Regions from separate parts of the Mus musculus genome. Here all the other regions are linked to region 1. Evidence: chromatin loops called from intact Hi-C (ENCODE). Cell type or tissue: gastrocnemius. All regions are shown on one strand. Links, peaks and the distances in the headings refer to the core of each region. The heading gives the core; the rest is flanking DNA. Region 1 overlaps Wwox (WW domain-containing oxidoreductase). Region 2 overlaps Wwox (WW domain-containing oxidoreductase). Region 3 overlaps Wwox (WW domain-containing oxidoreductase). Region 4 has its middle 65 kb from the start of Dynlrb2.

Region 1 (7,396 bases), core at 3,221-5,720:
TCCAAGGGTACTGCAGGTTCCCACTGGTCACTGAGCCTATCGTTTTCTCTTGGTAACCGTATCTTATTTCTTCATAAAACTGGAGAGTGTGTCCTTGTCCTCACCTCTGCAGAAACCCTCCTAATTGCCCCTGTTTAACCACAGTGACCACGGTGGCTTTCCGGGCTGCTGCAGTGACAGCCCTGAGGCGGGCACCTGTGCCACCTCAAGAGATGGGGCTTTACTTTGTTTTGGTCCATTGACATCTGACATTAGCGTCTGAATGGCTTTGGGATAGGATATGCACCTTCATATTCAAGAGTAGAACTGCATCTGTCTGTCCTCTGCTTGTCCTCTGTCAGTTTTCTGTCCATCTGCCTATCTGTCACAGTGCCCCCCCTTATGGCCTCTCTCATGAGCTTTCCTCTCTTTTCCTTTCTTTCCTTCCTGATTTTGGAGTCCCCAGTGTCCTCCTCTAGCAGGCAGAGGAGGTGAGGTACCACAGTGGATCAGACACTCTGCAGTGTGGCTTTTGTCCTTCCAGGCAGTCTTGGAAAGTGTCCTTGCCCAGGTAGTCTGTGGCTTCTAGATAACAGGCTTCCTTCTCTCGAGCCGTGCAACTTGCCCACTTATAAGCTGCCATTACTGCTTCGTTGGGCCTGTGCACTGCAGGATGGAATGAGCATCTGCTCCCAAGGCTCCTAGTGTTGCCCTCTGTGCGAGCCCTGCCAGGGCCTCCAGCATTCCTTTCTTAGGGCCGCAGCAGGGAGACTGTTGAGTCTTCAGCCTGTGACGCTGAGTGGATGAGTGCTGAGCACAGTCCCCCTGTGACTGGACAGACACCTTGTCTGCCCAAGAGCGCTGTTGGGGCAATGGCGTTTCCACACTCCCCTCTACGTGGGAGGTGGGAGATATGGAGGGAGGTGTGTGCTCCCTGACTGACCCACTGGGTTCTCACAGGGCCTCCCCCTTTGATGTGAGCTCTGAGCAGACTGTTGTGTGGATGACGCTCTCACGCTGTCCGTAAGCAATGCAGAACTAACTTTTGAATGTTTATACTCGATAGTACTAAGGCAGTTGAGTAAATTCTCAGTTCCAAGCAGGAAGGAAGGGCAGGATGGTCCTGGAATGTAGGAGGTTTCAGAGGCAATGCAGAAGTACAACGAGGGCGTGAAAAACATTGGTTTTAGACACAGTGTCTTGCTGTGTGTCCTTGCCTTGCGTTAGCAATGTAGCCCAGGCTGGCTTCCAACTCCTGATCTTTATGCCTCTCACGACAGGATTATGGGTCTGTCCCGCCACACTCAGTTCCCAGCCCTTCTCTCTACAGTTGTGAGCTGGCTTTACCTCTGTCAACTGAATTCAGCCTTCTGGATTGGATGTGGATCAACTACAGCCCCCGGGTATAATCTGACCTCCTTGATTTTGTAGGTGTTTTTTATTGGAACACAGCCATGCACATTTAGGGTATCACCAGAAGTCGAGTAATTACAGTAGGGATCATGTGGCTCTCAAAGTCTTTACTGTGGGGCCTGCACTCAGCATTTACTCTGGGTGATCCAGCTGAACCCAAGGCAGGGTTGCCTCAGCGTCTCGGATCAGCCCATTTAGCTGAGGCTGGGATAACGGGATACCCAGGCTACAGGAAGAGTGCACCGAGCACATCATGAATAGCTGGAAGGGTTGCCCCATCAGTATTTGCCTGCCCCTACCCGTGGTCTTAGTGAGCTACAAGACTAGAATGTTGTCTCCTCAGGAACTAACACTCTTCTCCTCTTGACCTTTGTTTAACCAGCTTTCTGAACCTGAAGACTTTTAGATTGAAAGCTGTAGCTTGTGGACCTCAGTGGAGAACAGCATCTCAGGCTCCAGGGGAGCCATCCTTTCATCCAGAGCCGCTGCTAGCAGATCAAGAGCCGGAGCCTGCTAACCAGTAGACAATGGAGCAGCTCACTGCCCTGTGTGCAGCACAGCCGGGCAGGAGGGGCAGCAGGGGCAGGAGGGGCAGCAGGGGCAGCAGGGGCAGGAGGGGCAGGAGGGGCAGGAGGTTGTGGCTCTTTGGAGTTACACACGGGCTGGCTCTGATTCTGTAAAAAAAGAAGGAAACGGCTTCAACACGGAGATGACTGCATCTAAGTCCCCGGGAGTCTCAGGAAAGGGAAAGTCTAGCGTTTAGACTAGGGAGTCTCCCACTTCCCTGGGGCCCATGGATTTCCTAAGCTACATCTGTTCGAGAGTAGATTTGGCTGTGTGCACAGAGCTGTGTGGAAGCTGCTTGCCTTGAACCTTCAGGCTGGCTTGCTGGTCAGGCAGCACTCTCTGACACAGGCAGGCACATGTCCCTTGAGTGGGACAGCAGCTGCCCATCTTTATGTCAGAGGGGCATTTGAGTTCCATACAACTGATGCTTCATCGAGACCGGTATATTGTCATTGTATTTCTGGAGGAACAGTCAGGCTTTTGGCAAACTGTGTTGGAAACCCGATAGCAGCTATGAGCACATGAGACAATCTGGTGTCTGGTGCTAAGGACAGAACTCTCTTCTTTCAGTCTGAAGCTTGGAGTGGCTCAGATTTGATTTTAAGTTCTTTCTGATCTGTCTTTTCCCTTCTGGACCTTTATAATGTCGGGCAGCGTCATACATGGTCTCCCCCTGAAACAGCCAGAGGAGCAACAAAAACAAAACTAGCTCTCCTCTTAGAGTATTGTAATCACCACCCCAGGCCTTATTGTAGAGGTTCACACACACACACACACACACACACACACACACACACACACACACACACACACACACACACACACGCACACCAGGTTCACACTCCCAGAGATGAAAGAGGTTCACACGGAAGGTGTCAGTCATCCCTCACTTGGTTCTCTTTAAAGCAGAGCAGAGGCATGAGCTTTTCATGCTGGGAGCCCTGCGGGATCCTTTCCGTACAGTGTCTTCATGTGTAGGCTTAGAGGGTCTGTCCCTAGACCCTGTGGTGATGCTCCAGCATGGAGTTAGTGCCACACTTTCACTTGTCCATTGTTACTGTGATGGGTTCCTGCCTAGAGTAAACCCTTTCCTTTCTGGGCTGCTTTCCTTCCAGACCGTGTAGCAGCCCTGACCTTTCCTAAGGAGCTGTAGAGGATCCTGAGCCAGGCTGGGGGCTGCCTGAACTTAACCCCGTAACCCCCTTTTTTGAGTAAAGCCCGCGTCCTTGTGTTTGGGGTCCTGGAATTCCCCATTACATTCTTTTCCCATTGATGAGCTGATGGGGCCTTGGGTTATCTTCCTTTTGGGAACTCTGTGCTCATTAAGCAGAGGGGAAGCCCCTAAATCATCCAAGAGACCCCTAGGGAGTTAATTAACTATATCTGCAACAACGGTTCTCTTAAGCTAAAGTGATCTGAAATTATTTCCTTCGGAGAAACTATTGGAAGTTGTTTTCTTTGAGACAGAGTCTCATTACATAGCCTAGAGTAGATTCAATTCAGGGAAGTTCTCCTGCCTCAGCTTTCTCCACACCTGGCTGGACACTTGAGATTTTTATGACAGTATTGAGAAAAGTCCTTGACTGGCATTACACAAAAATTAAAAATGATTATTTTATGAGTCAAACAGCCACTTCACATGTGAACGTTCTTAGATATCGTAGTACGTGGTACCCTTAATACCCAGACCGGGTGCCATTAGAAATGCCATCGTGATTGCTGCCGTGCAGTCGGCTAACCCTGGGTAGGAGCAGAGTAGGTATAGAGTGTGTGTGTATGAGTCACAGGCCCCCAACAGATTACATTCATGTATACGTGTCCACAGGTGCCTCTCTGAACAGTTCCAGAGGGGTCTGTCCTCTGAGGCCCCAGTTAATTCTGTATTTGCACTTGGGTTTGGTTTTCACTTTTTTATAGTGTCAGCTTAGTAAATGAAGTTCCTGTTGCTATGCTTCAATGACAAAGTGGCTCAAACCCCTAATTTAAAGAAAATGTTTACAAATCTGATTTCTCTCTTATTAAGGTGTGGTGGTGTGTCACATGCAAACTTGGAAATGTTCCCGCATAAAATCCAATTAAAGTGATTCTATTCTTCCCTGCCTTTATGTAATGGAATGGCACAGTACGAGTCCTAACACAAGCATTGCTGTTTCCTGTAATTAACCTAAAAGCAGCCATGTTTATCTAGTTTATACTGTTTCCCCACTAGAGGGCACTGTTGCCCTTCGAGATAGTTGCACTCGGAGTTTTCTTCTCTGGCTGCCTAGCCTGGCTTTTCCTTTTGTTAACAGTGCCCTTTCCTTCCCCAACATATCTTCTAGGGCATGTCCGGCTCAGTGATAGAGCCCTGGCTGAAGACTAGGACCGGTGTCATCTTTCTCTTTCTTGGCTTTGCGTTTTTGTTTTGTTTGTATAAAATGCCAAAGACGAAGAGGCCCATTTAACAAAAAGGTCCATTGTGTTCAGGGAGCAGCTTGTTCCGCCAAATTACACAAGGACAGTGTTTCTTGGCATTATCGGTTTTGAGTGTGCTGGCCTATCAATTATCTGATTTCTTTTTCTAAGTGGGGATTGTAATATTTAAATATTAATGCCCGTGTTTAAGGTTCATTTAGAATGCCTCAGTGACCTTATTTATTTATTTATTTTTGCCCAGCAGCCTTATCTAGTGTGATATAATGTATTTTAATTAGATTGTTTATGAGCTATGCATTCTGTTACTAGAAGCAAATGTGTCCTTTTGGATTTGGTATCTGTTCCTTAAATAAGAAGTCATAACAGCCAGACTGTGAAACAGGCAACCAGTCCTCTGCACAGTTGGGGGGGTGGGTATTACCATTAAAGTTTGAGCAGGTCGTTTGTGGCCCAGAAGAAAGGACCTTAGGCTTGGCTTTATAAACTATTTTCAGATTTTAAGTGGAGACAGGATAAAACTCTGTTAGATACTCTTGCGTGTATTATGTTCCTTCTCAGTGACTTCTCCCTTTCTTTTGAACATGGGTGAGCCTAAAAATGCCACGGGTGTGAACCTGTTCCAGAGCAGAGCTGTTGCACCAGAGTGAAGATGTTCAGTGCGCTCAAGCGCTGATGTGTTCATTATTTAAGAAATAAATTGTTAAAACTAGGTGGCTTTTGGGAATTATTGCAGACTTGATAATAAAGGCGGCGCTGGCAGCTGGGACCCCTGGCTGTCCCTTGGGTGGTGTGAAGCAGTCTTGTCCTGTCTTGTGCCTTTTCAGCCATGCACATTTACCCCCGTGTGAATTCTCAACTTTTTCCAAAATTGCACTTGGGCCGCGGAGGCCTCTTTCAAGGGTCTCTTAATGTAAGACACCCATAGGTTACCAAGAAGGTCATCATTTCCCTTGATTTAGCAAATGAAGTCCCCACAGTGATTTGCCAAACTGAACTCTGGGGTACAGAACGAGTAAGGCATGATGTGCAAGGCATGAGCCACGCTGCCCGCTCTGTCTCTCTCAGTGTTTGTTTATCCGGCTGTCTAACTTCTCTTTCTCTTTGGATATTGTTATATACTGTATTCAGCCAGCTGCCATTAGAGTCAAGGGGAAGATTCCTTCCTAGATTCTAAGGAGATCTAGATGCTGTGTGTGCATGAGAGATGTCGATGGGAGGTGGGGGAGAAAGGCGAGAGGGAGGGGAGGCTGGAGGCTGCCTGGGGCCTCAGCTTCACTGTGTGGAGGCTGGAGACTGAGTTGGGGCTTCACCTTCACTGTGTAGAGGTTGATTAGCAAGGTGAGCAGAGCTAGGCTCTTTGTTTGAACCGATCTCACAGAAACAAAGTTAGCCAGCATTCACATGTGGTTATAAAGAAACTTCAAACCACATCTCTCATTCTTATCTTTACACTCAATGATACCAGATTAGTGTTTATGCATTGTTATTATATCATACAGACAGGCATTTTAAATAGAAGGGCTCTGCTGTCTTTTAAAATCCTCATCTCAGTGCTTGCAGCTGTATCAAAATGGTGCCAGAGTAGGAGAACAGAGAGGTGAGGTCAGTACCCTAAGTGTGCCTAGGTCCTTGGACAGGTACAGAATATGTGTGAGTTCCTGCCCGGGGCTCAATGTGCTATGCCCACCCCTTTCCTTACCTCAGAAGTAATGGCACATACCCCGTCAAGCTCACTCACTCTGCACCCAGGTCTAGAATGGAACTGACCCCGATGGTCTAGGGACCGAGGGTGGAGCTGTAGGGTAGGCTGTGGCAGATGCAGTTTCCAAGCCCCAGGTGGATCAAGGGTGAAGGCACGGATGCTTGCTTGGGGTTCTTCATCGTAGGTTAGCATGCGAGAGGGGTGCTCATGGAGTCGGGAGGGACAGGAGCCAAGTGTTACATGGAGTTAGTGTTCTGTGTCCTCTCATTTAAGTGACTTTAAATTTATTTTATTAAATGTATTGTCTATGGGGAATGTAGAAAATAGAGATAAAAAAACCAGAAAACAAACAAACAAACAAACAAACAAAAAAAACAATTCAAAATCCTTACAGTTGGAAGCATATGCCAGTGTTCAGCATCTGTGATCCGAGGCAGTGGCTTTCCTCTTTTCTTCTACTGGGCTGTGAAATGTATCTTTCCTTACCATTAAATATTCCACCTCTTAAATGGTTGCATACTATTCCATTATATGGCTCCAGCTATCTCCCCAGTGTGGCACATTTGGGTAGCTTCCAGCTTTTTAATAGCCACGGAATGGAGGCAGACATTTTGCAATTAGATGTTTGTACCCATCTGTGACATTCTGCAGCCTTATTTTGTGCAAGGAGAATTGCTGAATCGACGGATTTACCCACTAATCTTAATATCTTGATCTGTGACACTGCACCCCTAAATTGTTGTACCAATCTGATTGCCAGTTGTTGCTCCGTGTCCCTGCCAATCTTGGGAAGGGGCATAAAGAAAAAGAAAAAAAAACTGTCAATTAAATCCTTATGCCTCCGATTATACCCAAGATGTAGCCGTTCTTCACGCCGGGCCATTTGTACTTATTCTTTTATGAATTGCCTTTTCATTTTGTATGCATGGCTATCAGATACATATTGATTGCTGATTGATTGCTCGTTCCATGCAGTATAATTTAATTTTCAAAATGTCCCTTTCTCTTAGAAGTTAATTTATCTCAAAGTGTCCCTTACTCTAAGTACATATTCAATCCTGTGATCAAGAGGCAATTGAGAGAGAAGCCGGCCTGACTTCCCCTCTTGCTTCTGTGAAGTCCTCTAGGCTTCAAGGCTATTTGCTTTGCTTAGCACACTCACATCCTGGGCACGGAATGGGAGAGGGGCCCTCAGCTCAGCACTGGCTGGCTCACGATGGGGTTTGAGAGGCTGGTAAACAGTAGCCAGGAACTGGTGATTCTGGGATTGGCGCCTCCCCACCCCCCATACACATCCCAGCTCCCCAGATCTGTTAAAGC
Region 2 (7,396 bases), core at 3,236-5,735, 520 kb after region 1:
TTGTGGGGCGCCATATTGTCTTTGCTCTCCCAGCCCCCCCCCCTTGCCTGTCTCCAAATATGTCTGCATATTATTAAACATCTCAGTGTTCCTGTCAGGAAGAGTTGTTTCATGGAGAGAGAGGTCCCTCCAGTCCAGCAAGAGGCACCTTTTGGTCATCTTAGCTAAGAAGAGCTCATGGCTAAGGGGAGATGCCTCTCTATTCAATAAATTTAAACCTCCCAGGACTGAAAGAAAGTGCTGTCCTTCATCCCTCCGGGTATTTGCCAACCTTAGAAAACGTTCATTGGCCACGTGAGCGAGCTATAAAGTGAAGAATTCAGTTTATCAAGTTTGTTACAGTCTTTTTTTTTTTTTTTTTTTTTTGTAACATAAGAGGAAATAGTCTCTTAGCAATGGCCTGTTAGTTTGTCCTGTGGATTTAATACTCAGGTTGCATGGTGGCTCGCTCTTCCTTCCTTCCTTCCTTCCTTCCTTCCTTTCTTTCTTTCTTTCTTTCTTTCTTTCTTTCTTTCTTTCTTTCTTTCTTTCTTTCTTTCTCTCTTTCTTTCTCTCTCTCTCTCTTTCTTTCCTTTCTTTCTTCCTTCCTTTCTTTCTTTCTTTCTTTCTTTCTTTCTTTCTTTCTTTCTTTCCTTCCTTCCTTCCTTCCTTCCTTCCTTCCTTTCTTTCTTTCTTTCCTTTCTTTCCTTTCTTTCCTTCCTTTCTTTCTTTCTTTCTTTCTTTCTTTCTTTCTTTCTTTCTTTCTTTCCTTTCGCTCTCTCTCTCCTTCTTTGTGTTATGTCAAAACATACTATTTCTCAACTGTATGTTCTATTTATTAACTATATGTGAAGGTGCTCATTCAGTGCTGTCACGTTTACTTGCAACCCCATGGTCCTTAGGAACCTGTCCTCATCCTCATCTCATCCCCATGGTCCTTAGGAACCCGTCCTCATTTTCGTCTGCTTTCTATGTTTTCAGGTACTTAACAGTATACCATGCCCTGAAACTACTATGTAGAAAATTCTGGAACTAAGCAGTTTATAAGTTCTGAAAGCACACTTCCTTCTGTAAAATGATAAAAATCTCACGCTGTCCTGCTTAGACACCTTGAATGACCATGGTGTGATGGTGATTACACAGGGCCGTGCTCTCTGCAGTTCCGGGCACCCATTGCGTTTCTTGGAATGTTCCTCTGTAGATGAGGGAGGGTGTCTATTGCATAGCTAGTATCCTTCCATTTTCTCCAGCACAAACTGTGTATGTATTAAATATGAGTAACATCCTTCTTGGTCCCCATGATAACCCATGCTCCACTTTGTTCTTCAGTGAAGCTTCCCCTTCTAGGACTCTCATACAATTGGAGTCTGACAGTACGCTCTAGGCTGGCTTGCTTCACTCAGCACATGCCTTCCAGATCTGTCCCTGTTGTAACACATGGCAAGATTCCCTTTCTAACATTGCTTTGTCTTTTGGTAGTTTCATACATGAGTACAGTATGTTTAGATCATATCTCCCTTCTACCCCCCACTTGTGAGTCTCTTCCCTCCCCCTGTTAGAATGTTGGCTAGCTTGATCCTGTGCAAGTCTTATGTTGGCAGCCATAGCTGCTGAGAGTTTGTGGATGCGACGACCCTGTCATTTCTAGGAGACAGTATTTAGCAGCAGTCCTCCATGACTTCTGATTGTTACAGTCTTTCCTCCCCATTATCCCTGATATACCCATAGCCTTGTGGGAGACAGGCTCAAGTTCCTTCATATTTTTTTAACGGTAATATTCCATTATACAAAAGCCAGTTTAGTTTATTGAAGATGCTTGGACACTTTGGGCTAGGGTGGGCAGAGCTCTTAGGAACTCCTTTATACAACTATCTGTTTAAATATCGCCCTCAGTCCCTTTGAAAATTTATCTAGGAGCGAAATGGCTGGGCCTTAGAATGGCTCCACATTCAACCTTTTAACACTTGTCAAGACTGTGCTCTTACATTCACGCTGGCAGCCTGTGAGAGTCAACTTTATCGTAACCATTAGCCAATAGCAGTTGTCTTCCCTTTTCCTTTCTTTCTTTCTTTCTTTCTTTTTTTATTTGCCCTTAGGTTTTAGTTTTATTTAAAAAGATTTGTTCTTAATTATGGGTATGTGTCTGTGTGTGTGGTTATGTGCACATATGAGTGCAGGTGCTGTCAGAATCCAGTAGAGGGCGCCAGAGGGCGCCGGACTCCCCCTAAAGCAAGTAGCAGCTATGAGTGCTGGGAACCAAATTTGGGTCTTCTGTAGGAGCAGTCTGAACTCTTCACTGCTGAGCCATCTCTCCAGCCCCTGCCTTCTTAGTTTAAAACAGTGACATCTTACTGTGACTTTGTTTTCTATTTCCCTAACCATTAATGGTGTCAAGCATCTTTTCATGTGATTTTTGTTGTTGTTCCCTCATGTCTTCATCTTCTTTGAAGAAAGCACCATCCAGGTCTAACACTCCGATGCCTTGTCTCTTCCCCACTTTCCCTTGGCTTGTGGCTACGTTCCAGCAACTCGAGTTTCAAGGGCACTAATTTCCTCCGCTGCTCTTTAGAATTTGAGGTAAAAAGAAAACAGTAATTGAAACAGACAGTCGTTATTTACATCTGGGAGGCTGGTATTACACACCCTGATGCTCTTTCATTAGCTGTATTATATTCTTATTATGTGTTTTACTAGGTAATTGTAATCTGTGGCTTTGGGATTTTCTAGCTTTCTTTTTGGTTTATTTTTATAAACAGACAACAGCATGAGTCTAAAAGAACAGGGCCTCAGTAGGAAAAAAAAAAAAAAAAAAAAAAAAAGGAAGGCGAAGGAGAATGAAACCCCAAGCCAGCCAAAGGAGATCTGAGGGCCAAAAATAACTAAATAAGCCCTTCAGAGCTTACTAATCTCCACACAGGTTTTCCCTATAGTTTCCAGAGGTGACAAAATGGGCTCAGTCGCTTAGAATGTAGTTTGTTGCTCTAATTGTGAAGAATTTTAATTAGCCAGTATGTTTTATGGTGCAATGAAACGCTCAGTTCGGAGCCTACGAGTCCATCTCTCTGTGGAGCGAGAAAATGAATATTCTCACCAGAGATTAGGTGGCAACATAGACAGGACTGTCTAGTCAAAGAGAGAGGAGGCCAGGACTCACTACCCCTGCATGCTAACAAAAGATGGCTGCTATACCAAAGAGCAGGCAGGGCAGGTTTCCACTCACTCATGTTGACCATCAGAATTGAAACAAGCCCCGCAAAGGTCTGGCGTTGGCATGACGATGCTCTCCTCTTCCAGCCTCTGCTCGATTCGGCTTGATTATGCTCCTCTAAGAGGGTCACAAGACTAGGCGTGGTCCTCGGGCTCTGGCATTTGATGGCGAGGTGTTTTGATATTCTAATCAGTTGGTAGTAGGATGGAAAGTTTAAATGGAAATCATCTGAACCATACCAGGTGTTCTTTCAGACCATCTACTGACAACTGAGAGTTTAGGGGAAGGCCACCCATCCATCCATCCATCCATCCATCCATCCATCCATCTACCTACCCATACCCACCTACCCATCCACCCATCCATCCACCCAACTACCCATCCACCCGTCCATCTACCCACCTACCCATCCATCCATCCATCCATCCATCCATTCATCCATCCAGAAAGCCAGCAACTCATCCATTGGTTCACCTGTCCATCTATCCATCCATCTACCCAGTCATCCATCCTACAGTCTGCCCACCAATCTATCCATCAATTCCTTCAGTTGCTCATTCATCTGTTCATTCACCCAAATGCTCTGTCCTTCCATCCATCCATCCATCCATCCATCCTTTCATCCATCCATCCATCCATCCATCCATCCATCCACCCATCCATCCATCTATCCATCCATCCATCCATCCATCCATCCATCCATCCTTCCATCCATCTATCCATCCATCTATCCATCCATCCATCCATCCATCCATCCATCCATCCTTCCATCCATCTATCCATCCATCTATCCATCCATCCATCCATGCTCTGCTCTTTTTCTGTTTCCCTTCCCCTACCCCTGCTTCTCTTTCTTACTTTGCTACTTCCTTCCAACCTCCAAACAACTGTTCAGTGCTCATAACAGTGAGTGTGCATCCTAGCCTTTGGTGGCATAGTAAGTAAACGAAACAAGGTTTTGCATTCTGTGAGACTGTTATATGAAATGGGTAATTAACAGATACAATCCTCCTCAACTGAAGTCCTCTTCTATGTTTATGTATTCGTTCCCAATAGATCATTTACCATGTCAGCCAGGAACCAGATGGGGGCCTGGAACGTCACACTTCTTTTGACAGAAAAAAAGTTCCAAGTTAAACATTACTACCTACAGTAGGGTGTGAATTATCAAGGGGCAGAGAACTCTTTCCAAGTCCAGGAGTCTGCCACTGGGAGTGCTGAGACAGTGTGCCCAAGCTAGAAGGACATCCTGCAAGGGTCTCTAGGGGTAAGGCTGGAGAAAAGCCACTGGGTGGCTGGTGACTCCATGAAGGTCAGACTCTCTGGGAAGCCGCTCTCTAGTCCCAGGTCAGGATAACACTGGAGATGCCCATCCATGAAAGTCACTTGGAGTCTCCCAGGAGGAGGAGTACGCTAGGACGTTTCCTGTTTAGGGGACAGGATTGAGTTGCCCACAGGGAGATGCCTCCAGAGAACCTCACACCAGAGCCTGAGGCCTCCAGTGTCCCTCTAGTGCCCTCTACTGGCTAAGTTTGTCGTGGTGCCAGCCGGCACAGGGGAACCAGTTCTTGGTCCTAAGCAGGGCCAAGGCAGCTGGGTACGACAAAGACAGGTCATCTGTTGACAGCTGGGACAGATGTTCAATAAATACCGTGGGGGAAATAAGCTGAGTGAAGAAAATGAGAAGGCTCAGGTGTGTCATTTTTGACCGGGAGTATTCAAGACAGGGCTCTCAGGAAAGGCAGCATTTGAATGCAGGCCTGAAGGGAGTAATGTCACTGGCAGAGCATTCACCCAGAAGAAGCAGCCATCGAGTGCAAAGGCCCTCCGGCCAGAGCCTACACGGCACGCTTGAAGAGGAGGCAGCCGCAACCTAGTGGATGTGAGTGGGGGCTTAGAGGACGCCTGAGAGTTAGCATGCTGATGTGGGAAGCCTTCCTTCTAGAGAAGCTTCTAAAATTTGCTCCTTTTCCCCCAAAGAATGGGTCCCCCAAAGAGTGGATTGGCGAGAGGGGCAGTAACACGGACAGAAACAGAGACACCACACTAGAAAGCTAGGCAGCGATCCAACTTAATAAAAGACCTCAGAGCCAGCAAGGCCAAAGCGGTTCCTGTTCTGCTCCGGGTGACAAACCGTCTTAGAAATAACGATGGTAGGCACGCATGTAAAGACACTCAGAAGGACCCTTCTAATGATGCCAACGGCAAATGATTTGTTGAATGTATGTTCCCACCCCGCAAGGCCCTCAAGAAACAGCGAAACAGAGACAGGACTCAATTTCCCCCATGAGACTAACAGTGTGCATGTGTGTTCTCCCTAGATCTGCTCTCCTCTCCATCACCTGGCCAGTGTGGTCCTCATCTCTAGGCTCCCGCCTTGTGGATAACATCTCTGTAAAAACCTAGTAACTATAACTGTGGCCATAGCTAGCATCTCTCACAGTATCCATGCAGTCGGGCTAAATCACTGTGGCCATAGCTAGCATCTCTCACAGTATCCATGCAGACAGGCTGAACAGCAGCATACCCTCCCTGTCCCCTGACCCTCCATTCTCTGCCTCTGCCATGCTGGAATCACAGGAGCATGCTGCTGCACCCAGGTCTTTTTGTGGGTTCTGCAAGTCCACCTTGAGGTTCCCATACTTGCAAAGCAGACACTGGAGATGTATTGACCAAGACATCTCCCCACTGCCCCACTTTAATACATATTTCTTACACTAAGACAAACCTAAATTTGTGTTTTCTGACACCACAGCCTATGGTTTTGTTTGTTTGTTTGTTTATCTTTTTCTCTACCATTGCTCTGACTCTCCCCCGTCTGACATTATCTAGGACTTGCCACAATTTCAGGAATGCTCGGCTGTTTTGTTGTTGTTGTTGTTGTTGTTTGTTTTGTTTTGTAGCATGGAATGGGGACTGTCCTCAGTCACTGGCTGGGTCATGGACAGCAAACATTTGGCCCTCAGAGTGACATTCCTACCAAGTTTCCAACAATGGTGTCGGCCTGGTACGCCTGTCCTTCCTTGGTGTGAGCAGAAGTTTTATGACTGTGTGTTTATGGGAAAGTGCTGTTACTATTCTTAGACTGGCTGCTCTCACTTATTCATAGCCCCACTCTGCTGGTGGGCGGGAACGAGAAGTTATAATAGCAGCGCAGGTGCCTCTCATTGTCTTCCGTTCCTCACTGGATCGTGTTTATTAAGAAGGAAATCACAGTGGTGTGTCTGGAACTGCGTCTGAACAAATAACCCACAGGGAGGAGTCCCCGGAAGGTGGGCAGGAGGCAGCACACCAAGAGAGGCAAAAACAAGCCCGTGCTAATTGGGATCAGGCAGTGCTTTGCATGAGAATCAAGAACAAGAGCTCGGCTGCCACGTAATTACTGGCCTCAACCTTTGTTGGCATACTTCTTCACATAATTCTACAGGAGAGCGGCAATTTGAATTTAACACACTTTTTTTTTTCCTTCTGGGTTTTTAAAGGAATTTGAAAACAGAATTGCACGAGTACAGGGATGAAGAGAGGTCTTTGCTAAATGTTCAGGTTGCTTATAAATATATCGCTACACACACACACACACACACACACACATACACCGAGAGAGAGGGGACGAGGGAGAGGGAGAGAGAAAGAGTGCACACACTACCACCACCACTCTTTGGACAACTATCTCACTTGGTGATGTTTGGTTCCTTGGACAAAGCTCTTCTGACTCATTCAGATGAAAGGCAGGAGACTTAATTCAGTAGAGATTGGGAACTGCCAGCTCTTGGAGTCCACATCATCATAATCTTGTGGCAGTTTTCTAGCCAGATCCTTGAGAGACTTATGGATGTGTGTCTCTACATGTGGGTGTGGTGTTTACACAAAAGGCAACCCTTGGCCCATGTCATCGCTTTGGTCATGAGGCACCCTGAAGGGATATCGCAAATCCCTTTACAGAACCATGCAGCAAGTGTACCTCTTCATTCATCAGTCACTGCCATATCAAAGATAAACCAGACGTCACCCATGGCTCTGATACTCATGGTCCCGCACCACAGACAGAGCCATGTACAGAGGACTGGAACACCAGGGTCACTTGCTATGGTTTCCCAGGGCAATAGAGAGGAAGAAAACAGTCCATTCAAATAGGGGAGGGGGCACAAGGTAGTGCCCAAGTAGGCACCACCTCAGAGGACGCTGAGGGGGTAAATAAATTAATCTTCC
Region 3 (7,396 bases), core at 3,318-5,817, 320 kb after region 1:
TCACCAGTCTCATACATGAGTACAGTGTATTTAGATTATATTTACCCTTCCCCCCCAACTACCCCCAGACCTCTCACATATGCCTCCCAACTTCTTGGGGTTGTTTTTTATTTTTGTTTGTTTGTTTTTGTTTTTTGGGGTTTTTGTTTTTATTTTGGTTTTTCAAGACAGGGTTTCTCTGTATAGTCCTGGCTGTCCTGGAACTCACTCTGTAGACCAGGCTGGCCTCGAACTCAGAAATCCGCCTGTCTCTGCCTCCCAAGTGCTGAGATTAAAGGCGTGCGCCACCCACTGAGTCCAATCAGTTTTACCCATCCATGTGTGCGTGGATGTGGGCCCATCCACTGGAGTATGGGCAACCTACCAGAGGCCGTATGCTCAAGAAAACTCTCTTTCTTCAGCAGCCGTTACCTTCTCTAAGCATCTCAGCTAGGGGGATGGCCTCCTGAGCCCCTTCCCTATGTCTGCAGGGAGGCTGATTGGCCGGACCTTGTGCAGGTCTTCTACCTGCCACCACAGCTGCTATGAGGTCATGATGCAGTAGTCCTGCAAGTTCATGTGTCTTTCTGCTGCAGCCCCTGTAGCAAACCTGGGACTCAGCACCAACAGGCCAGAGAGCACACCCTGGAAGGCCTTTGTGTCTCAGAAGCTGAGAATGTGGGCCTCCTGCTGTGGCCCCTCCTCACTGTCTATCTCCTGGTGTTATGCTTAGGCTCTTGTGGGTTGGTCTAACCAGGATTGAGAGGTGCACACATAAAACTATATACGTGCACGCATAACATCATAAGTAAATGCATGGCGCATTTGGCTTAAAAAAAATCAATTACAAAAAGGAAAAAAAAAATAAAAGGGAGCTGAGAGAAAAGCCAATTGAAATTTGGTTGCCGCGCACAGGAAAAGATAAACAGAGCAGCTTGACTATAAACAGAAAAGACAAGAGCAGATCCTGGTAGTGCTGATGGCTTTGGAATATGAGGCTAGGGTATGAGCCTGCATCCCAGCAAGCATACCTGCGAGATGCAGAATTCTGCCAGCCCAGGGATGTTAATACTTATATCCACCACTGCAGCACTCCCAAGGCCCAGGCTGCTCATTGCAGGGGGTTGGGGGTGGGGTGTGAGGCTCCAGAATGAAACAAAAGCATTTGACACAGGTTCTAAGTCTCCATCTCCACTGCTGAGATTACATTGAATTTTCCCGGAGTCGTTCAGTTTTCCTCTGTGCAGAACGTAGCTAGCATTTCCCCCTATCTTCCCCCCATTGTCCCTTGTTTTGTTTTGTTTTTTAATTATTCTTTCCTTTCTATCTGTTTTTTTTTTTTTTGTCTGTCTTTTTTGTTAGTGTTGCAAGGCTGCATATGGCCACATAGAGTCAACCACAGTAACACTTCCCTCATGGCCCAAACAGTGGCAAGATGTGCCAGGCACATGCTGCTGGAACACCTGGCTGAGGCCCGGGCATGTCTTCCCATGCCTGGGAGTGGGTACATGGCTCATAATGTTTTACAAAACAGGGGGCTCCATCCCAATGACTTGGGTGCCATCCCAATGACTTGGAGCTGTCTTCCAGCTGGACGGGCTGCCCAGGAACACATGTATGTTTGTGCTGGAAGCCCCACCAATATCATATCATCCAAAAGCACTTTTTTTTTCTTCTGTGATGAATTATTCAGGCAATGTTTTCCAAAATTGTCATTGATCGGTACAGACCCAGAGAGAGTGTTACAACAGCGTTGTGCTGGGCCCTGTGAGGGGTCGATATTTTCTGGCCTCATAGATGTTCCAAAAGGAAGGAGGGGGAAAGGAAAGAAAGTAAAAGACATTGTGGGGTTTTTTGTTGTTTTTGTTGTTGTTGTTGTTGTTTTGGGTTTTGGTTTTCTCGGCACAGTAAAGCAATGCAGGTACCACTCCTGGGTGGGGCACATGGTTAGCTTGGATTGAAACCCAGCCCTGGGAACTCGAGGCCTGGCTGGGGTGAAGGTGGGGACACAATATCCTCAGCTACTCAGCAGCAGTAATGTGGAGTAGGAAAAGGAGATTCCTACATGGCACTGGTTGAAGACCCCATTTAATTCACATAAAACTCTAGGTCTGAACAAGAATGACTTCCTTGAACATATACAAGGATGTGTATGTGTGTGCGTGTATACACACACACACACACACACACACACACACACACACACACAGTTGAAAACAAAATCAAAGGTGTTTTTGGAATGATACCTGTGTGTGGTAAGAAGGCAGGCACTTGGTTCTGATATCTCTGTCAGTGGAAACACTATGGGGGTTTTGGTAAATTTCATTGCAGGTTTTGGTAAATTTCACTGACGACATCCTGCCTTCCACAGTGGCCCACAGACAACCAGTGAAAACTCGGCCATACCTTCAGCGTAACCTAAAGGGATGAGGAGGAGATATTCTCTGAGAACTAGGAAGCCGGCTGCTGATCTCAGCCAGCTTTGCCTTCTGACCGTATTCTAGGTGTTAGGCTGGCTCACAACCCCCCCCCCCCCAACAGTGGTCCTCAGGTTCAGCTGGACATCAGAGTCACCTGGGGACTTCTTATAGAGCAGCGATGCTCCAGGATAATTGCATCCGGATCTCCAGGGAGCTGGGGAGCAGGAGAGGAAAGCAGTCAGGGTGAAACCCGCTTTAATCAGAATTTTCATCACTAGCTGCCGATCTGAAAGAAGGAAAGCTGAGTGAGAACCCTTTGGAAAAGTAAATCCAGGGCCCTGCTGAACCCAGGTCTCCAGAGACCAGCACTGCACCCCGCTTCGTCTTGGTGTTTATTTGTTTACTCTTGTGATTTGGTTAGTTCATTTTTTTTTTGTTCTCCTCCTTTAATCAGGGAAATGTGACTTGCCCTGGAACTTTGCAGAGCCATCCGCCCCTAGCCTTCCATGGCCTCCTTTATCTTACCAGCTGAATGGATACAGAACACTTTTGCCATGTAAGCCATCCATGTAAGGTGTGTGTGATCCAGTTGCTTTAGTACATCTACAACCTCAGAACATCTAATTAGCTCTAAAAATCATCCTGCATCCTTAGACACCTCAATCACACCACACACACACACACACACACACACACACACACACACACGGCCCTAGGCAGTGGTTAATTTCCTTCCTGTCTGTAAGGACTTGCCTGCTGTGGGCACCTCGGAAAAATGGAGTTATAGTGTCCATGGTGTTCTGTGTGTTTTCATTCACTTGGTATCCTGATTTCAAATTTTTCTTGTTAACAGCTTCTACTAATACCATTTTATTTTATTTTATTTTATTTTGTTTTGTTTTATTTTATTTTTGAATGCTATTCGATGGTAGGGATGCATCCATGTCCTGTTTGTCCGTTCATCACCTGGTGAGCATGTTTACCTCCGCCCCCGTGAACTTTCACCTTGTCAGTATCATCTCCATCTGACAGATATCTTGAAATACTTTACATCGGAAGCAAAACGTGATTAGCAACGCTGGAAACTGTGGCTCTTTTCACTCCACAACTGAGGTGCGAGCGACCTTGAACCATTACCGATGTTGCTTCTCCGTCAATGAAGGAGCGAGGGGCGCTCATCCATTCCCGACTTCTTCTCTCCTTCCCAAGGTGGCCAGAGGTGAAGGGAGGGTGTTTCCAGAGAAAAGGAGGGGCTCCTTTAAGATCAGCGCGAGGCCGTCAGTATTGTTTGCGTGATTAATGAGTCCATGGTGCCGAAGCTCTCATTTAATGTATCTGCGCCTTCTAAGAACATTTCGTTTCGTGCGCTTCGACTGGGTTTGAGATTTATGAGGCCTAACTTGCAAGCGATGTGCGCCCGGATTAAGGGAACCTGAGACTGTCTATTTATGTCTGACCCGAGGAAATTCCCTGTAAGCTGCTTATCGGAGGCGCTTGCTAAGGGCATGATGGGAAGATGGAGTCCTTTGGTCCCTGGTAAAATCTGGGATCTGCTCTCTTGCGTTTTCATAGTGCATTCAGAAAGTAAGTCCACCTGTGTGTATCTGCCCGATGATCCACTGGGATAAATTTAGTTTTAAAATACATATACTCTGCGACTCTCTGTTTGACTGCAAATGCGACTCTCAATTCGACTCCAAATACCAACTCTTCTGGGTACATGCATGTTTAATTCTTCGTTGTCAAACACCATGTCTGATCAAGGTGATTTTGAAGAATTTAATGCAACTCTTTACTCTCCATCTATTAAAACACGCATGGACTGAACTCTTCCTATCTGCTTTTTTTTTTCTTTCTTTGAAACTTTTTTTCACACTGTAACAATTAGGTGTCTCTAAAATCTTGTGAGAAGTGCACGCATTTACTGTTTCTCCACCAGGGGGCACTGTGGTTCGGCTGCCCATTTAAACAGCCGGTCTTCTATCCGTTTACCAGAAAATACACAGAAGGAATCCTATCTGGACGCAAACAGATGTCAACTCTTTCTCCGCACTAGCAAGCGGTAGTGTTGTCAAGTTTGTTAAACTTAGCTCGCTGGAGATTAACATGCAATGTATAATGTGCATGTGCCTAACTGTATAATAAATAGTAAATCACATTTTTATGCTTTCTCTGAACTTGGAGGCTTGCAAGTTATTATTTTTTTATTCCCTGGGTGTGATGAAATAAATAACCTTAAAATACATTTTAAAGATGTCAGTCAGGGAGGGGAAAAAAGTGCTTGGCACCGGTATTTGATAGATTTCTTTTGTGATTAATTCTCTTGTTGAGTTTTAATGACTTTAAAGATGTAAAAGCTAGAAACTACAAAACTAGACATGGTTAATAAATAACCAGAATAGCAGGTGTGGAGAGACACATCTGTGGGAAACTGAAATAAAATGTATCTCTAGGTTGTATTTGGAAATAGCTCTTTGGGGGGGGGGGGAGGGAGTTTTAAAACAGTGAACAGCAAGGTTGCTTTTATTTTTTTCCAGAAAAATTCTTTCAGAGAGTGTTCTCTAAAACCCACACATGTACACTGAATTATTTTATGACCTAATGTTTATTAGCGAGATCCATGTCTTGAAACGCATATGTCTTCCTGGAATTTTTGGAAAGTATTCACAAACATCTTCTGGTATTTTTTTTTTCATGCCTCTTTACCCAGCTCCCTTTCCTGGCTCTAATGCAAAGTGCTTTGCTGATGAACTGCCTTTAACAGGCCCAGAGAGCTGGGCCATTCCAGAAAACAGAATTGTGTGGACTGTGTTTCAGTAATACTATCATTTTCCCCCCTTCCTTGGACACTCAGAATTTATGAACTATGACCCAGTTTATCCTGAGAAGCTCTCTGTGGATCCAGGAGGGTGGAAGAATGGATGCCGGTCTCCAGACAGCAAATATAAGGCCCTTCACAGGGCCTTTTGCCTTGTCCCAGATGTGTAAAGCTCCTGTCACCCTATTGGAAGGCTGGATCCAGCCCATTAGCTCCACCCCCACCCCTCACCCCTACCCTGTCACAGGCAGTGCTGGGGTATTGACTTTCCTAGAACATTTCAACTTGAGTTCTTAAGCCCAGCAGTTTATAAACCAAACACACATTAATTAATATGAATAATGACTTGGAAGAGTCACAGGCCCCCAGAAGAAGAATGTATAAATGGACATATTTGCACATATGCTTTTGTGTCCAAAAGGAGATAAATGGTGTGTTGAACACAATCCCGTCTCCTCCGTGAAGGGCTATTATTGTCCCCGTTTTTTTTTTTTTTTTTTTTTTTTTTTTCCGACTCCCCCAAGTACAATAGGCCAGGCACATTTCACACAAGGCAGCTTCCCGCCCCAATCTCCAGAACTTCAAAGTTAAAAGATCTTTAAAAATAAATAAATAAATAACCAACACAGGTCTTATTTTTGAAAGCTCTGGATTGTAAATGAAGTCTAATTATCTACCTTCCCCGTGGCTGGAGGGAGGAGGCAGACAGAATATTCTGCCCTTCTCTTTGTATTATTTCCTTCTAAATGAACACACTTGCCAAGTGTTCAAGGCGACTTCTGCCACTACTGCACCTTATCTAAGTAGCCTGCTTTCTAGAAGGAAGGCAGGCAGCATCCTGCCAGGCAGACCCTTGTCCAGTGACTTTCCTATCAGCCCTGTTCTGGATAAGAGCAGCATAAATAAGCTCACACACACACACACACACACACATACACACACACACACACACACACACACACACACACACACACACACACACACTCCTTTCCCTGGAAAATCATCTTCTCTTTTTAAGGATCTGGGATGGGGGGTTTAGCTCAGAAGCCAGTGAATGTGAGCATTAATATCCAAGCCCAGAGAATCACTGCCTGACAGTGTTGCCTGACAGTGGCTTGCCTAAAAAGAGCAGGCTTCTTTCTCATTCCTGCCTAGGGAAGTTGGCGGGTCCTGCGGTCAGCAACACCCTCCTTCCCAGTCCTGGACGTGCCTTCCAGATCTTGCTAGCACACACACACAGCATGTAGACTGAAGGCTGGAAGGCGCCCCAAACATTTGGCCAGGAAGAGGCAAACAATTCCAGCTGGCCCACGTGCTGCGCTTTAAAAATTACCCAGATGAACTGATTTTGTAAAGAGCGGGTGGAGGGGACTCCAGGGCTGGGGGGGGGGTGTGGAGGGGACTCCAGGGCTCTGGGGGGTGTGGGGGGGTGTGGGGGATCAGGGTGCCGATTCAGCCTCTACTTAGTCACAAGCAAGTCATGATTCTGAGACAGGCAAGGGTTGGCTCTGCAGAGCACATTGCCTTGGCTGAATGCAAGAGACAAGAGATGATCTGGTAGGAAGGTTTACCACCTTGGCCTGGCCCCTTCCAGACCCCTCACACCACAGGGTCTGCTTGAGGATGACGTTGGTTTGCCAAAGAGGTATGTCTTCGCCAACAGCTGCCTCCCAGAGCCAGAAACAAGAGGTTTCGAGTTTGGGTGGGGGGGGGGGGGGCAGGGCTTCTGTGGACGTGAAAAGGCTGCCTCAGAACTGTAAGGCATCTCTCCAAATGTGCTTGGACTCCCTGCTCTCTCGTTCCCCCACGGACGACTGACAGGCCGCATTCTCTTGGCCCCATGCCCAAGTGAGTTCTTGGCACACATCAACATTGTACATCGCTTTTGCTTCAGAGAAAAGTCGGCTCGGTGACTTAGCCGCTCTGTCGAGCCGGAAGTCTCGCTCCTGTGCTCCTAAAATTTCATATTAACCTGAGAAAGAGAAGAAGAAAAAAATGAAAGGGAATCTTTCACTCTTTTTTTATTTTACTCTGTCCAGTCCTCAGAGGTGGGCGCTCAGAATCTCCCCAGTCCTACCCACCTACTGGAATACCCTGTGACCGGCAAGGGACCGTGTGTCTCACTGCCACACCTGTCCAGTTCCAGCAATGTCACGTTCACCAGCTGGCTCCTGTTAGA
Region 4 (7,396 bases), core at 1,975-4,474, 2.0 Mb after region 1:
GGATCGGTGCCTGCGCTTAACTCAACGTTGCGCTCAACTGCTCTCTCCAACTTTGCCCTTTTCCTACAGAGAGCAGAGTTGTCCTCTGAGGATTTCACACCCCAGTGAGGAGGTGACACTCCAATTAAACCTCCTCCTTGTGATGGTTCCTGCTTCCAACTTCATATTCTTGTCCACCCTGATTCCTGGGGAGCTACCCTTTCTGTGCCTGGATCAGCGTTGGGTCCTGGAGATAAAGGGTCACTAAGATGAAACCGCAGCACATTAATAGCTTGTAGCCTATGGGCAAGACAGAAATATGTACAAGACACACAGTGTAGCCAGTATTCTTATCAGAATTTATCAAGGGCACAAAAAAAGAAGAAGACATGTGCAAAAATGCAGTTGACAGAAATTCTAAAAGTCTCTATTCCAAATAGATTACAGTTGATGTTCTCTCTTTCCAAAAGTGGCTCTGAAGACCAGTGTTAGATGAACAGAGACATTTGGAAGAACCCTAGCCTAGATTTACTGGTGAGGGCCTTGTATATCTCAGGCTGTCCTTGAATTCCTGACCTCTTTCCCTCTGCCTCCTAAGGGCTAGGATTATAGGGGTGTCTCTCCACATGAAAGTACATTTATTATTTTTATTTAAAAAATGTTCTTACTGATACTGTTTTTCTCTTGCCATAGTCTTCATCATCAACTGGGCATGATCTAGAGTCACCTGGGAAACACACACCTCTGGGCACATCTGTGAGGGTGTGCCCCACCTGAATGTGGGTGGCATTGTCCACAGACTCAGGACACAGAATCAACAAAGGGGGAAAAACAGAAAGTAAGATTCGCTCTCCTCTCCTGTTTTGCCCAGATTTGAAGGTGAGAAGGGTTCCAACTTCACCACAGCTGTGAGCCCCTGTCATCATCTCTTCCTTGTCATTATAGACCAGGTCCCCTTAAACTGTGAGCCAAAAATGTACCCTCCATCGTTAAACTGAGCCTTGTTGCATATTTGGTCATGGCAGTGAGAAAAATCACTAGTACATCAGACGAATGAATTCTGCAAACCCTTCTGTGCCGTGGGGCCAGGACTAAGGTAAAGAAACTAAGAAAACTGGGGTGTGATACACACCAGGTCTGGCAGCACACACCTTTAGCCTTGGCATTTGGAGAGAGAGGAACACAGAAGCAGGTAGGTCTCCGTGAGTTTGAAAACATGTTTTTGAAAAGCTAGTCACACTTCAGGCCATACAAAGGTCAGACAAAGCAGCAGCGATGGGCTGTGAGGGCTTTGGAAAGCCTCAGAGGAAAAGGGCCTCGGAGAATAAGCAAGGCCTCCCTGAGGAACAAGAGAAATTACTAAGTAGAGGCAAGAGCCTGGGAGAAAGACAAGAAGATCCTGCCTGGACCGTGGTGAGTAATGATTTGTTAGAGTTGTCCAGACTGAAGAGTGTGGTGGGGGAAAGCAGAGAGAAAGACACACACCTGTTAGTACTGCACACCCATCCACACCTTGAGACTAGCACGTCTTTCCATTGTAGGGTCACACTGAAGAATTAGCAGCCCAGCATCACCACTGGGGTCTTGTGTCCTCACCAAGTTCATCATCGTTGCTATACTCTGAATGATACCTATCTCTACTATTCTCATACCCAGTTCAAGGGTACCATTCAGATCTCTACTCTCTTCCTTCTTCAAGGCTAGCTGCTTAGTCCCTTGTTCTCTCTTGTAATGAAGGTTCCCCTTTGATTACATCAGACATTGATTCAGGTACCTAACATACAATATCTCATTTATATATCATAGCAAATCAATGTATACATTGGGTGTTCCCATTTTATAGATGAGGCAAGTTGGGGCCTGAACGATTAAATAACCATCCAGATTACACAGCAAATAAATGGCAGTGCCAGGTATCAAGCCCACCATACTGATGCCTTGTTGATTCCCTTGCTGACTTTCTGATGAATGGCAGGTAACATCTGAGCAGATATGTCTAGGGGTCTAGGCAGTGGGAGAGAGAAGAAAAGGCTAGCTCAGGAAGAGAATAGCCTGGTCTCCCAAGAAGGCACTGAGACATGGGTTGTTACTGAGGAATGATGTTGCTCTTGTTCAATATTAGGCTGAGTTTTAGGAAAACGTGCCTTTAGGGGAGGTTGCGTTTGGATGCTACCAACATCATTTTTTTGGTACTGAACCAGGTGGCTTTGCTCATTGCATTTCTGCCAGTTCTCTTTGTGCCTTAAATACTGATGGAAGCAAGGGCTAGGAACAGGTCAGGAGGGCAGGGCTCCAGAACCATGGCCCTGAGAAGGTCTTTTCTGGAGACCAGGAACATCAGGAAAAGAATTTGGGCTTCGGGTTCCCTGTCATCTCTCTCTCTTACCTGGAAGCTGTATCTGCTGACATCACTAAAACTCAGGTCACCTAGCTGGACATTCCTCAGTTGGGCCGGCTGAACTGAGTTTATCCACCATCATGCCCTGTCCAAGTTCTGGCTGAGCACCTCCATGGCATTCCATCCCCAGAGACACAATCCTGCTGTATAGACACTGTGGGCTCTCTCTCTCTCTCTCTCTCTCTCTCTCTCTCTCACACACACACACACACACACACACACACACACACATACACACAAGCTCATGCTTCCTCTCTCTTCTGTTCTCTTATGAAATACATAGTAAACTTTTCTCTAAAACTCACCTTCCATGATCTATGAATTTCTTATAACTCGCAAGACAAGAACCTGAAGTCACTGGTTCAGGGTGGCTTTGGAGGCTGTTGGGTTTTCCAGGATCCCAGGTCCCTAAGTCAAGCTCACCAACAACTGAAAATGGTTCTGTCAAACTCAAAGGCATCCCTCAAATTCTCCATATCACATATACCACGGGGAGGGGGTGTGCAGTTCTATTCTAAATTCTATTCTATTCACTCCAGGGGACTTTAGATAAGGAAGCAAGATGAGAGACATGGAAGCCAGGTGGATCTCACACCCTAGTTGTTAGAGTCCTGCGTGGACACAGGGACATCACTCTCCAAAATCACCCTGGCACTACCAGCAAATGACAGCTTGTTCATCTAGAAGTGACAAGAGACCCTTTCCCTGGGCCAATTCTCGATGCATTCTCTATGTCTACACGGGTGTTGGACGACTGCAGAGAAACTGGTGATATTCCACTCACATCCTAAAGATGGGGACTCTGTGAACTGCCAAAGCCCTCTGCCTGAGTAGAGAAAGCTGCCTGACAGAAGGATGCTGGACGCTGAAACCAGGAAGAGTTGGTACATGTTGGATCATGACAAAGGAAACATCGCCACCTGGTGGCCCCAGGAGAGATACGCCACTCTCCTGGCCCATTGTCTCCTGGGGGCACAAAGTTAACTTAGCCAAAAGAAGTTTAAAGAGCTTAGGAAAGGAAGGTGGGCTGAACGCTATATGGAAAGGGCCAAAGGGGAGGGAAAGACTTTCCCTGTTCCCTCCTGCCTGGTCTGCAGCTGGTGGACAGCAACGTAGCACTGAGAATAAGGTCGTCCTAAGTGTGGGTCATCCTGGAAAGGGCAGAGCATTGCTTACTTTGCATGATGCGCCTGCCCTTGAATTCACACTGAAGGTCCTTTTGGTGTCCATGGGAACACAATGGAGATTTCAAGACCCAGAGAAGGGAAAAGAAAACCTTCTGCTGTGTTGTTGTTGGTAACAGCAAAAGCCAAATAAGAGATCAAGAGAGGATAATGGTAGGTGAGTGGGTAGACACAGTGTAGGAAGGCCTTACCCTTGGGCTGGAGAGATGGCTCAGTCAGCAAAGTGCTTGCCACATGAGCATGAGGACCTGAGTTCAAAGCCCAGAGCTCGAACATGGTGGCACATGCTTATAATCCTAGCACTGGGGATGTGGAGATTCCCGGGGCTCACTAGCTGTCAGCCAAGCTGCATCGAGCAGTTCCAGGACAAGTTAGAGAGACTAGCTCAAACCCCAAGATGGTTGGCCTCCTGAGGAATGACTCTGAAGGCTGACTTCTGGCCTCCACTTGTACATGCACATACATGCACATACGTGCACATACACACACATACATGCACATACATTTATGTGTACTCGAACACTTGTATACCCATGCATTCACTCAGAGAAACTATCATGACAAAATTCATCATCTTGCTTGCTAACTAAAAATCATTTTTAAAAAATGAACAAAAGCAGCTGATATTTGCCTGTCATTATGCATGCATTAATGAACAGTTAGTAATTAACTAATTAACACAGTAATAATAGATCGCTGAATGATCACTTCAGATGAGCCCTCGCGGCAATCCCCTATAGAAATAAAGGGAAATAAAATGTTATTGTCTGCACCTTGCAGATGACCAAGCTGAGTCCCCAGAAACGAATGCACCTACCCTGGGCTGGGTCCCTTCCACACAGAAGGCCTGGAGCCAGGTGCAGAAGGCTGCCTACCCCAGCCTCACGCTCTGAATGATGCCTCCAGTCTGCTTTTTTTATAAGATGGTCCATTTGCACTGGACACACATGGCATGCCTCTTACAACACATGTACTTTAGACTGGAAAGCTGTCTCACAGGTTGGGAATACATACCGTTCTTGTAGAGGATGCAAATTCAGTTCCCAGCACCCACTTTGCATGGTTCACAATCATCCATAACTCCAGTTCCAGGGGGGATCTCATGTCTCTGGCCTCTGAAGACACCTGCACTCACACGAGGTAACCAACCTGGAAGAGCTATTGCTAATCGTTGCTAATCGTATCATGGAGCCCTGGCTAAACCTTAGGGTGACGTCATTAGCGTGATGCATTTTGGAAGCTAATTAGTTTTAGGTATGGTCTAGAGTGTGCGCACACACACACATACACACACACACACACACTATGGAAGATGGGCTTGAATGCACCATGCCATACTGACTATCACTGATCCTACCAGGGAGTGCCATATACCTGCCAGGGTCCTGTTTTTATAGGATGTGATACTTGCAGCTGAGGGGCCCAGGGGGTAGCCAGTGCCCAGATCCTGGATGGCCCCCTGTGTGTGCTAGTCAGACAGAGGTGGGTTGCCTGAGCCCTTCCAGAGCAGGCAGTAACAACTGAAGAAACTGTTGGGCAGTGTGAGAGTTGCCAGGAGAGAGGGAAGGAATGCACAAACGGACCAGGAGAGAACAGAGCAGGGGTTAGTCAGTGAGGAGCCAGAAAGAAAGACCCGCAAGCCCTCATCATCAGAAGGCTCTGGAGACCTGTCAAGTCTTCAGGGCCAAGTGCCTCAGATCTCAGGCTGAGCACTAACAGAAGCCACTGTCAAAGGCTGTGGAGTCTCATGCCACAAGCAGACACAGGGACTATAATATTAGAGAGTGGCTGCCCTTACCTGCCTACTCTGCCGCTTGGTGCTGTCAGACACCAAAGGAGACATGACTGAAAAGCTTCTTCTGCACACCCAGGATTTCTGTCCAGGTAGAGCTGGCCAATCAAAACAGCCTCTATACATCAAAGTGATGCATGCTGGGGTCGGCTTTCTTCCATATCTGAGAGTGGTTGCCTCCTTCCTGCAGCATGAAGGATTCGTGAGGAGGACTTCTGAAAGCAGAGGTGACAGCTGGTGTCAACGTGGCGAAGCTTTACCTGGCCAAGCACTTCACAGTCCACAGAACTCTGGAGTTCATGATCCCTTAGGGTAGCTATGACTGCCCTGTGAGGGCTGAGGCTAGAGAACTCTGACTTTGGTTCAGTAGTTAATAAAGCAGAGGCTGCCGGGGTGACAGAACCCTGCACACAGCTGTCCACTGTGGCATGGAGAACTTAGTTCAGTCAGAAAGTGGCAGAGAAGGAATAGAACTATATAGGGCAGACAGAGAAAGAATTAGAGGAGCCTTGGGTTCAGCCCCCAGAACTGTGAAAAGGAAGGAGGATGGAGGAAAGAAGAGATGGAGGAGGGAGGAGAGAGGGAGAGAGAGAAATGGACAGAGGAAGGAAGGGAGGAGAGAGGGAAAGAGAGAGGGAGGAAAGAGAGAGGGAGGAAAGAGAGAGGGAGAGAGGAAGGGAGTTAAGGAGGAAGAGGAGAGGAGGAGGGAAGGAGAGAGAGGGAGAGAGGGAAGGAGGAAAGATGGAGGAAGAAGGATAGGGAAGAGAGAGGAGAGAGGGAGAGGTAGAGGGAGGGAGGAGAGACAGAGGGACAGGGGAAAAGGAGAGAGGGAGGGAGGAAGTAAAGAGGGAGAAAGGAAGGGTGGAAAGAGAGAGGGAGGGAGGGAGAAGGAGAGAGGGAAGGAGGAAGGAAAGAGGGAGAGATGGAAGGAAAGTTGGAGGAAGGAGGATATGGAGGAGGGAAGAGAGGGAGAGAGACAGAGGGACAGAGGGAGTCGAGAGGGACAAAGGGAAGAAGAAAGAGGGACGGAGTTAAAAAGGAAGTAAAGAGGGAGAAGGGGAGCAAGAAGAGGGAGGGAGGGAGAGGGGAGAGAGGGAGAGACACAAGAGAGGGAAGAGGATGGAAGAAAACTGGTTGGGATTTCAACAGATTCCTGCCATGAGATAGCCAGACCTGCCCATAAGTGGTGGGAGACAGAAGTTAAAGGGTGAGGCATGGCTTGGGGGAGGGCTTCATTTGTCAGGTTGCTATCACCAAGGGAGTTCAATCCAGAATGAAGTCCAGTGACAATGACAAAAACATCTAGATAAGGACAGGGGAGCAGACACAGATAGATGGGTCCTTCTATCTGAGACCAGGAGTGGGGTGAGTCCATTTCTACTCCTGAGACAGGGAAGGGGAGATGGTGCTGGAAACTCAAAGGCGTGTGGCAAGTCATGCAATAACCAAGAATGACCAAGGGGAGTCTCCGCGTCTGGGGAACCACCCTGTCCAGCCACACCATTCTCCTAACACAGATGTGAACAGTGGCCTCTGAAAGTTTCCCCTGTGGGAGCTGTTCCTCAGCCTCCTGCCCGGGGACAGACGCACAGCTCACTGAGAATGAGGGCCAAGGACCGTCCCATCCTGTAGGAGTCCCAGCAACTGTCCTTTAGTTAGCCCAGCCCACCCCTAACACAGCATACTTCCCTATGTCAATGAAATCGTATAAAAGCTTGCCCCTGTCTCTGTTGCAATGATCACTTACTATTCTGCTAACCTCCCTGATGCAGGCTTCACAGTCTCTCAGATATAGATGAGAACACAATATACAGAAACACCTCTCCCTTAAAGGCAGTTCTGTACCCTCCAGTGGAGCTTCCTCTGGGCCAGACACTGTTAAGGCACTCAAGAACATTTCAGGCACCCTTGGTCTTGACCTGCTAGACGTTAGTAGTTTATACTTCTCAACTATGACACCCCAAAGTGCTTCCATCTGTTGCCAGTGCCCCCCTGAGAGCACAAAGCCACACATTCCAACTGCTTGGGAACTCCTGCTCTAAG

What was found. A loop is a pair of places that touch in the nucleus more often than their neighbours do. Peaks named below come from ENCODE experiments on the same cell type or tissue, not always from the same donor. Only the 100,000 strongest peaks of a DNase experiment are listed, where the experiment ranks them.
Region 2: it touches region 1 in a loop (4-fold over the local background); 14 of 42 quality-filtered maps call a loop at or near these places.
Region 3: it touches region 1 in a loop (3-fold over the local background); 11 of 42 quality-filtered maps call a loop at or near these places.
Region 4: a loop joins it to region 1, with 5 times the contacts of the local background. A loop is called at or near these places in 21 of 42 quality-filtered maps.

What each region holds. Positions count from the first base shown.
Region 1 is chr8:114,448,743-114,456,138 of GRCm38, forward strand. The region is part of intron 4 of Wwox (WW domain-containing oxidoreductase); the gene reads left to right. Among named protein-coding and RNA genes, the nearest start is that of Wwox, 13 kb to the left of the region's middle. In gastrocnemius, for the core only: a CTCF peak has its summit at 4,160 (motif pointing right); a DNase peak (open chromatin) is centred at 4,195; H3K4me3 peaks cover 350 bases; H3K27ac peaks cover 322 bases.
Region 2 is chr8:114,966,870-114,974,265 of GRCm38, forward strand. All of the region lies in intron 8 of Wwox (WW domain-containing oxidoreductase), which reads left to right. Among named protein-coding and RNA genes, the nearest start is that of Gm39257, 9.3 kb to the left of the region's middle. In gastrocnemius, for the core only: a CTCF peak has its summit at 4,715 (motif pointing left); a DNase peak (open chromatin) is centred at 4,711; H3K27ac peaks cover 1,223 bases.
Region 3 is chr8:114,767,230-114,774,625 of GRCm38, forward strand. All of the region lies in intron 8 of Wwox (WW domain-containing oxidoreductase), which reads left to right. Among named protein-coding and RNA genes, the nearest start is that of Gm16118, 63 kb to the left of the region's middle. In gastrocnemius, for the core only: a CTCF peak has its summit at 4,339 (motif pointing right); a DNase peak (open chromatin) is centred at 4,354; H3K4me3 peaks cover 227 bases; H3K27ac peaks cover 342 bases.
Region 4 is chr8:116,435,824-116,443,219 of GRCm38, forward strand. No RefSeq gene overlaps it. Among named protein-coding and RNA genes, the nearest start is that of Dynlrb2, 65 kb to the right of the region's middle. In gastrocnemius, for the core only: a CTCF peak has its summit at 3,301 (motif pointing left); a DNase peak (open chromatin) is centred at 3,286.